2 separate regions of the Homo sapiens genome follow, and region 2 is linked to region 1. The links are chromatin loops, found by intact Hi-C in ENCODE. Cell type or tissue: prostate gland. All regions are shown on one strand. Region 1 overlaps LINC00989 (long intergenic non-protein coding RNA 989). Region 2 overlaps LINC01088 (long intergenic non-protein coding RNA 1088).

What was found. Peaks named below come from ENCODE experiments on the same cell type or tissue, not always from the same donor. Only the 100,000 strongest peaks of a DNase experiment are listed, where the experiment ranks them.
Region 2: a loop joins it to region 1, with 3 times the contacts of the local background. A loop is called at or near these places in 50 of 110 quality-filtered maps.

The regions. Positions count from the first base shown.
Region 1 is chr4:79,573,560-79,578,559 of GRCh38, reverse strand. It overlaps LINC00989 (long intergenic non-protein coding RNA 989), which reads right to left. Exons shown (of 4, transcript NR_038826.1): 4 at 2,100-3,419. All of the region lies in intron 1 of LOC107986294 (a long non-coding RNA gene), which reads right to left. Among named protein-coding and RNA genes, the nearest start is that of LINC00989, 83 kb to the right of the region's middle. In prostate gland, a CTCF peak has its summit at 1,945 (motif pointing right); a DNase peak (open chromatin) is centred at 1,972; H3K27ac peaks cover 1,456 bases.
Region 2 is chr4:79,047,527-79,052,526 of GRCh38, reverse strand. All of the region lies in intron 2 of LINC01088 (long intergenic non-protein coding RNA 1088), which reads right to left. Among named protein-coding and RNA genes, the nearest start is that of LINC01088, 78 kb to the right of the region's middle. In prostate gland, no CTCF peak of the experiment used is centred here; DNase peaks (open chromatin) are centred at 2,176 and 2,496; H3K4me3 peaks cover 678 bases; H3K27ac peaks cover 1,908 bases.

The DNA of each region.
Region 1 (5,000 bases):
CTGGCATATAAACTGATTTGGCATTTATTTTTACTCAAATATGTGTGAAAAACATTAGAGAAAAATCAGCAAAAAAGGATTTTCTCTCTTAAACAAAATTAAAATTAGGGATATTAGAAATTAGCCATATCCAAAAATCATTGTAGTTTAATACTCAGAAATAATGACTGATACTTTTATCCACACCTAACTTTCAGTGAACTCATAGTAAGAAATAAATGAAACCTCGGCGAAGCTATTAGGACATGTCATTTGAGAAAGCAATACCTGACCTTTGGGATTATATGAGATACTCCAGTGTCTTTGTAATACAGTCCCCTTCTTCTGCTTAACTTTGTTTGAGTACAATTTGTCATTTGCAAACAAAAAGAATACCAACCGACAAACTGGAATAGTGAGATTTCCCATGCAGATTTCTAAGGTTTGGGTCATTTTTTTGAAAAGGGATTGGCACACAGTAGGCATTTCATAAATGGTGGCTGTTAATGGCAGAGTAAATTGATCATCCTAGGTTGACATTATGTGTTTTATCCTCAATGAAATAAAGGCAATGGCTATTTTGTAATGTTGGAACCACAGAAAGAGTGACAGATTGGTGAGGGATGAGGACATTGGATGTAGAAACAAAATTAATGCTGGTGGTCAAAAGATGGCAGATGTTAAAGCTGTGTCACTGTCATGTCCCAGTCAGCTATGCTGCCATGTTAATTCCAGGTGTAGCTGTTTAACAACACACAGTGCCTTCAACTACGGTTAGGGTTAAAGTTATGTACAGAATGAGACTCAAACTGAGTTTAATTCTAAAAAAATTTGATTTAATAAAGGCTCTCTTGTAAAATTTATATATAAAACTAATAAACGTTTAAGCTAACTTCCAAGAAAAATGTTAATTCTTTGTTAAAAATTGGAATAATTGGCATTCTAATAATAAACAATCTATTAAAAAACTCGTTTAGGGTAAGAGAGACTATCCCATAATAGGATTAGGCCAGTCATGTTGAAAATAAGCGAACAATATTTCTATTTATTTATTTATTGAGATAGGATCTCACTCTGTCGCCCAGGCTGCAGTGCAATGGTGTGATCTCGGCTCACTGCAACCTCCACCTCCTGGGCTAAAACCATCCTCCCCCCTCCACCCCCCAAGTAGCTGAGACTACAGGCATGCACCACCACACCTGGGTGTATTTTTTGTAGAGCTGGGATTTTGGCATGTTGCCCAAGCTGGTCTTGGACTCCTGGACTCAAGCGATCTTCCTGCCTCAGCCTCCCAAAGTGCTAGGATTATATGTGTGAGCCAGTGCACCCAGCCATATTTTACTTTTATTCATTGATTTAAATTAATGAAAAGTTGAACTATAATTATTTTATAAAGACATGAGGTTAAAAATCAGGTATCTAAACTCAAAAGCAACTAAATATTAATCTTGTCTGTACACAGGACTTAATAATATGATTTAACTATGCATATGAAAATATAGCACATACAAACCTGTCCACATGAATGAGTTCAAATTGTCACCCCTAAAACTGTCTTTATGCTCTGAGAAAAAAAAAGTATAAAATAAGAAATACACGCTTAAGGGAAAAAATAGTGTGTGATAAACCATGATAATAGATAAACGCGGTTATGATCTCTGTCACACATTCTCATCACAGTCATGTAGACATTTGTGGTTTAATTGTGTTACAATCATCTTTATATTAAAAGGTTGAAGACTGAGTGTAGATATTTTTAATCAAAGAATTTTACCTTAAATAGAAGGAATGACATATACTTGTATGCACATGATGACTGACATCTCTAGTTCCTTTCCGAAAATAAAGCATCTGCTGTCATAATTTGAAAAATAAATAAGCAAAATGTCTGCATTTTGGAGGATACATGAGCAACGCACTGAAAGCATCCCTCTATAGTTTACATCTAGTACAATTTCCAATCAGTAGAGGGCTCCCTCGTCTGTGCAAGGCCCACAGTAAAAATGCACAGTCTATACATGCAGCAGTCACACATCATGTGCGTGTTCGCGCACACACACACACACACTCTGTCTCTCTCTCACACACACCATCTAGATTAATAAAGCTGTCAATTTTCATTGTTTTCAAATCACCTTTAATATCAGTTGAGTTTAAAGCTTAGGGGAAGGAACACACAGGCAGCACCCATTGGCAATATGTTAGAACATTCTCTACCTAAAAATACAGATAGGTGTTTACAAGTTTTCTTCATTTCGCTGTGACATTCCTCAGCTCTGATGTGCATTTGGCTGCTTTCCTGAATTCACACATCTCTCTGCTCATGTGCTTGTGCATTTTGCAGAAGTGTCACTACCCAAGCTTTGCAAAATAACGAACTCAATCTTCTAAGTGACTTTGCTGAGGCTATGTCTTTATTATGCCCTCCAAAACTTGAGAGTCAAAAATAAAAATTAGAAAAATGAAGCAACTAGTAATGTTTGCTTTTGACTGAAGTCACTGAGTCCAGCTGTATTTTTTCCCACTGAAAAATAGATGAAGACATCCTAACTGGGTTGAGTTTTATTTGGGATTTTTTTCCCCTCTCCTTGGCCCGTAGGCTAGCTGATTCACTGATGCACAGTGAAAATGCCAAGAATATGCAAACCTCTCTGGGGTAGAAATTTGTAACAGAAAGGGAATTTCTGGCGGTGTAAAAGCAGGGCTGGAATAATCTCAGACTGTACCCCCAGGCCAGTTTTCGTGATACAGTTAAAAACTGGTTGGGCCGCCGGCAGAATCAACTGTTTAAACATCTTGCTGATTGTTTATGGTAGTTGCCCAATAGATGCTTAAAAACATTGGTTTTCATGGACTTCTGGTGGAAACCTCTTATACCCAGCTGATCCTAGGTTATTATTCATATATTTGCTCAGTAGCCAGATCCAAGAATTCATCTGGAAACTCTCAAAGGAGAGAGAAGAGAAAGAGTCTATGATTTTTCAATTCTAGAATCACCATGTCTGAGAAATTTTTCTTGCTCACTCTTTAATGCTCCCCAGAAGGCCCTCTGCTTAATAATCTCACCAGTTTCTTTATATGTCATATATTTCCATTGTCTACTCTAGCCTGCAGTTTAAAATGGGGACATTTTGAAAGGAATGTGCTGCTTTTTGCCCTTTATCCCACTTGCTCTTGCTGAAGTTCAACCTTGAAATGCCTCATCCCATTAGCTATATGCTTCCGGGCATTTCCAGAAGGCATCTCACATATGCTTGAAACAGGTCAGTCAGCTCTCAGGTGACAACTACGAGATACAACAACAACTTTGGTTCAGGATTAGGAAGCCTGATTATGCCACAGATCTGAACCTTGTTGAGCAATCCAAAACTCCTTCCAGTGAAGCAGATATTTTGATCTCCTCTCCAAAGCTTGTGTTGATCTCTCCATTGGTTTCAAAACTGGAGTGGAAGAAAGAAGCATGATTAATCCTAACTATCTCGGCTCTCCAATCTCAACAGCTATGTACTATGATGTTCATAAAGAAACTAAGATTCAGAGAGGTTAAGCAACATGCAAAAATCATCCATTAGTAAGCGACAGCCCCAGAATTCAAATCCACGCTTTCTAAGTCTTAATCCTGTGCTTGTTTCACGGCTCCTGTAACATTAGATAAGAAGCTTACCCTTGCTCTGCAAGGGTTCATATAAAGATTAGGATACTTCTGCCTATAAAACATGAGATAAAAATATAATGGCCTCATAGACTGAAACGATACACAATTCTAAATAAAAATCAATTCTTTATTTTGATATTCAAAGTCACCTACTCTTTATGACCACTACCCTCATTGCAAATGCCCCTATTCTGATGTGCTTTTCCATTAAATAAGATTTACACCATCCTTCTTTGGAGCCTTTGCTCATGCAGACCTTCTCACATTCCCTCTATTTTATTTCTCATTCATCCAATTCTCATTCATGCTTCAGAACCTTGCCTCTAACACCTTTCACCAATTAGCTCAGGTTTTCCTCTGACAGCTATTGTTGTAAACCTCTCAATTTGCATTTATGCATTCTTCATGTTATTTGGGAATTTTGCAAGTGGATATACAATTTTCACATGTCTGGATAGTAATCTCTTGAGATTATGAGTAGTCTTCACTATATATGTAGATATTAAGTGAGCTTATTTATATCAGATATAGACCATACAATCTCATCACTTATAGATGCTTTTTCACTGTATTGATAGATTAATGCTCCCCTTTAAACATACCTCTAAACTACTCAAACTCTATAAATGTATCTCCATATATCCCTGCAATTCTCTTTTTGAAACTAGAACAAATTAAGGGAATTGTTTCTAAAAATTTGAGCTTGAGGTAGAAAAGAGGAAGATGAAAAAATAATAAGTAACATTTTAAACTTTTTCTTACTCTGTTCTATATTCAGAAAATGTTTTAATGATACAATTTTGACATCAGTAGCAAGACAAATTTCCTTTCTTTTAATCACCAAGTCAAAGAATATTTCCATTGAGCTGGTTTCAATGAACAGAGAACTCATATATTTCCACTGACTAACAAAGGAATATTGACATCAAACATATATATTTAATTATGGATGAATATCAATACATGAGCATGGAGTCCTTAGGAAAATTACAAATGCCGAAGTACTTTGTAGAGTATTGCATAACTGATTTTATCAGGCAGAATAGCGGATGGATCTTATGCTCTAAATATTTAAATTTTGGGGACAACAAGTTTTCTTTCATGGTCATCATTTTTAGAAATCTTTCTATAACTTAGGGAAGTGTTATAAATAATACAGAGTGGGAATATCCTAGGGAGAAATGAGAATTTCTGATTCTAAGAGGGACAGTAAATAATTTCATCTCATGTACCAAATCTGAGTGGTTGGCAGTGGCTGTCGAGACTTTAGAGTGCTATGTTGATGAGGATTCTGGGTCTGGGGCCAGGCTCTGTCATGTCATGAGTGATTAGTAATGTTTGCAATAAATGCAGAATTGTAAGGGAA
Region 2 (5,000 bases), 530 kb after region 1:
CTGAAAGTATCAAAAGCTTTATCTCTGTATAGGCAGTGTCCCAAGTTTGTCAAGTATTGGAACGATGCTGTACTTAAGGTAGCTAGAACAGAGGGGCCGAGTATTGAGCTGAATCTGTAATGAGCAAGTCATGGTCCTATCACCAGTGTTTTTCAAAACAGACTTCTGATAAGCCATGGCCAGGTCTATTATAGACCTGGTAGGCAAAGAAGCAATTGGTATAAGAAAAAATGTCACCATGGCACAGCAAGATTTCCCTTTGAAGACAATGAGATTGATCACATAATGAGATTCTAAGCATTATAGATGGTGGTGAGCGTGCCTAACTGAGTTCCTGTCTCCACAAGGGCTGCCCTGACCACCAAACCTTGGGTGTACCTCTGAGGAAAAGGTGGGGAAAGGAAAGCCATTTTCACACACTTGTACTCTAATCTCATTGTGCCCTTTTCACTACTTGTTTTCTGGTTCAATAATAAACTGAAATTACCAGCAACCTTAGACCAACAAATCAAAAGCATCTTCATATCACCCAATCCTTAGGGAACCAAAAGCCAGCCAGCCCCAGGAAGCTCTGCAGAGCTATGTGGAGATTGCTTTGGGCCTGTTTTATCACAACTCAGTACTCCCATAAATATCTTTAATTTCAAAAGCAAACTTACAATTTAGCACTTTAGTTGAAACATTGATGGGACTTACTTCCATCGTTGTATAAATAGCTCATCCTGAAAAATGTCTTCTTTGTTTATTTAATAAACTTTAATTTATCCAAACAAGAGAGGCAAGAGAAAGTGGTGCCCTCCCATAAAAGAGGCCAAATTTAAAAGGAAAACGTATTAATAGATTCTAGAATATATTTTGAAATATCTGTCTTTCCTAAATATTCCTAAACATTTATAATTTTCCCCCTACTAGCCGTTTCTTACTGCATGTTTTAAAGATGTTTTTAAAGAGAAAAATTGGTGAAGAATGTATTTCTCATGGTTGAAAGGGTGCCACAATGCAAGCTCTATAAAGACTCCAGTAGCAACTGTTAAGAAACACAGCTATCAGAGCACCAGAAGAAATTACGGTACATTAATAGATACATAAATGATTCAAACAACATCAATGACAAGATTTTTTTTTTTTTTTTTTTAATGTCAGCTCAGCATCCAGCTCTAGTAAAGAGTGACACTTTCTTGGCTAATGTGAACAACAAAAAACTACAAAACCCTGTTTCATAGTGGGTTAGGAGAACTAATTCTTGATAATCTCATCCCTTGAAGACAAGGTTCCTTACTTCAAGAGCTAGGAGAAACAGAATCCAAGCAGACATTATTAGCATAATTTTATATAGAACATTTTTAGCTTTGTATATAAATGTGAATTTCTCATCTTGGAATGTATATTTTTCTCTCAACTTGTTCCATTTATAGCTAAGAACAAAACAGGGGGTCTTGTATAGTAATGTGTAGGAAAAATATAAAGGAATATAGTTGACAGTGCCAAGTCAAACAGACATTCAGAGTCACATACATATCAAACCTTCTTATGGGAATAAAAAACAGTGACATCTTCTATTATCATGTTTTTCCTCCCAGGTGGAGCAATGAGGAGCCTGGAGTATTTGGTGACCTACACTGAAACTCACATTGGAAGGGCTTCCTCCCCTGAAAGGGTCTCCTTTTCTTTCTCTGAAGTTCCTGCTGCAGATAACTGAGTGTAGGCTCAGAGAGGTGCGGTGTGGGACAGAGAAAGGGAAAAAACCCTTTCTTCACACTCGTGCTGCTCTGAATGCGGACCATCTGTGCCCCCAGCTGGAGCGCCGGCAATGGTCTGGCACTTGAACCACACCATATTTACAGATCTAAACACAAATGGCTACTGCCTGATTGTTTCATGATTCATTAGTCAGACAAGCTCTCCTCTCCCGCCAGCACAGCTGTTACAGAGTAAACCTTTGTCACTTAATAGGCCTGATTATTACTTTCCATCAAAGGTATTGATCTGTGTCACCTCTACTTAAGGGAATGGGGGAGAAGAAAAGAGGGGAATAAAATGTACCAGGAAAACAGGAACCAGAAGAAGAAGGAGGAGAGCAAGCCAGGGGCATTAGGCGAGATCGGCGACAGTGGCTTCCTCCCTTGCTCTGTCCTGCGTGCCCTGAATATCTGGATTCGTGACTGGCTTTCTTGGGAAGAAGAGCCATGCCTCACATGGCGGACAGCCCTGCGCCCCCGAGACCACCGCAGTCACAAACTCTGACCACGCAGATCATTGCTCAACCGCGGGCGCAGGGTGAACTGAACCGGAAATCTGTATCAATTAATAAACCACGCCAGTGTGCAAAGAAAGTACAGGCTCTGGAGGGAATTTTTTATAGCTCCTTTAATTATCTCCTTTTGTTTAACAAATAAAGTGAAGCTATAACCCTGGGCTGTTCCCTGCCTGAGACGCAGGGCAGTCGCCCCTCTCGAGAGGTGCTCCTGCCTGGCTGCCAGGCGGCACAGAGCGAGCACGGGCCGCGTGGACGCCAGCTTGGCACCCTGCCGGCGCCTGCATGCTCTCCTTCTCTAGCGCACTGCCCTGGCTCTTTTCATCACTTTCCTCACTTTTTCCTTTCTTAAAAAATACTCAAAGAAACACAAAGCAGGAGGATTTCTTGGGTAGGAGAAGACAAAGGCTCTCAGAAATTAGAGTAACTCCATAAAAATCCAGGTAAAGATTCTCACCAACATCACCACCATAGCAATTATTTGAGAAGCACGAAATTTAAAAAGGGAGACCAGAAGCATCTATCCAGCTTTCTGATTCGCCTACCAGCAAAGGAAACCCAGAGAGACTAGGAAACCTCCTCCTGTCACACAGCTTTTAGGGTGGTGCACCTGAGTCTGAGAGAAAAGTCCCCTACTAATCAGTTCAGAGCTCTTTCCGTTCTATCAACCAGCCTTCCAAAAACCAGCATCCCAATTCAGACCGCAATGCTTTTAACTAATATTGTAGTTCCCACAGCCCTATAAAAAAAAAAAGATCATAAAAGAATGAGACCTTTGTTCAGAGCTTGTGGAATTAACCTCAGTATAGTCACACTTTTGCAACTATATTCATATCATACAGGAACGCCTGACTTCATATAGTACACATATGTATATGCATGGATATTATACACAAGGAACCCCAATGCATCCATGCATGAAAAATCGGCCTTGCTCTTACAACTACTTAAGAGCTCCAGCCCTCTGAGATTCCAACAGAGGCTAGTTCCCTTCTCTTTTGTCTCCATACACTCATTGTAACTGTTACCCAAATCTAGTATATTAATGAGATCTTTATGACTCTTTTCCCCCAGAGCTCATCCTCCAATTGTAAGGACATCGTCCATCCTAGTTCACAAAAGGTCAGCAGCTTTGCTAAGTACATCACTGCTTGTTTTATGGTGTTCACCACAGATGACAGATTGACTATCCTGAACATTGGGATTTTCCACGTGTGATTGTCAACAGAAGCAAGAGACAAGGCTCACCCTGCCAACTCAGTCCATTCAGAAGGGAATGGTCAGAACACGGTTTGCTTACGTTTCTATTTCCAAAGACATTGTTAATGAGTACAGCATTGATATATGAATGGGCTGTGACCCTGGGGAGCTGAACAGCCCATTTCATACTTACTTTACTCTCAGTAGGCCCCTTGCCAAGGGTACGATGCAAATGGCTTGAGAGTACTTCTGATCCAGTCCAGATTTTACTGAGTAATCTGGCAATGAAAGACCCTCTGTCCCATTTCTATGCCTATAGTTCTCTAGGTGGTTTGATTGTTATACTTGATATCCATGTCCAGTACCATCTAGACTTCTCGCCTTCCTTCTTCCTAGTTCCCAAATGGCAATGGGAATTTTACTTCTTGGAGCAAAATATAAATGAGGCATGTAGTGTGTATTTCAGTACCCTTAAAAAATGTTCCACTGAAATTTTATCCTTAATTATTTCATCAAAAACAGAATGCAGATATGGAAGCAAATGAAATCTTACTAATAGCCAACTTTCAGCTTTGGAGCTTTCCAAATCAGAGTTTCTTTTTGTAAGTTATGTCTATCAGTTGACAGGACCAATATGATTTTACATGGGTACAGTTTGCCAAACAGGAACTCCACATAATATAGTGCACTTGAAATTCATATAAAAGAAAGCTGTCAGCAAGTGAAAACATTAAAATAAAGGGCATTTGTTCTTAACAGGGAAGGAAAATCAGCTTATAACCACAAAAAGGAAACTGATTGGCAAGAACTCATGTCAAAATGCCAAAGTACTAAAAATACACTTTGATATTTGCTCTGCTTATATTCCACTTGATAATTTGGCTTTGAATCTAAATATGCATTTCTCCCAGCATATCAACAAAATGGACCTTACCTAGAAATCTACGTATGGTGACAAAGAGCACTTGGAAGTATGCTCTATTTAAAAAAAAAAAAAATCCTTAAATTTTTTTAAAGACATCTGACCAATGGTTGAAGGAGCTTAAAAAATCTTGGTGAGGCAGGAAGTATAGGTATACTCTCTGCACTTTACAGGTGGGATTCTGATGTGTTAATAAGTTCAAGATAGAGAAATATCATCAAACAATTTTTTCACAACATATTTAAAGCTCCTACATGTGGGTATCCACTATGTGGAATGCAAAAAAGCTGTGATCAGAACTCCAGGAAGACCTACATGATTGTATACAAAAACAAATATCACTAGAAAAACAATGTCCAAGATCATCCCAAGGCCTTTGTCTTTGGAAGCATGGGAGAAAATCAACTTTCTGCCTTCCAGTGTGCTCACATATTCTGGAGGTAGCCATGCAGAATGGGCTTGAGTCTGGGTACTTTCTACCCAGAGTAAAATAAAACATACATGTGCAGTCAATTAAAACAATGTGCCTTTATAAATAGGCATAACACTTGTTCTTACATAGCTACATTACTTAACTAAATATACATTGAACAGCTGGGACTAAAACCCAAAAAATACACATAG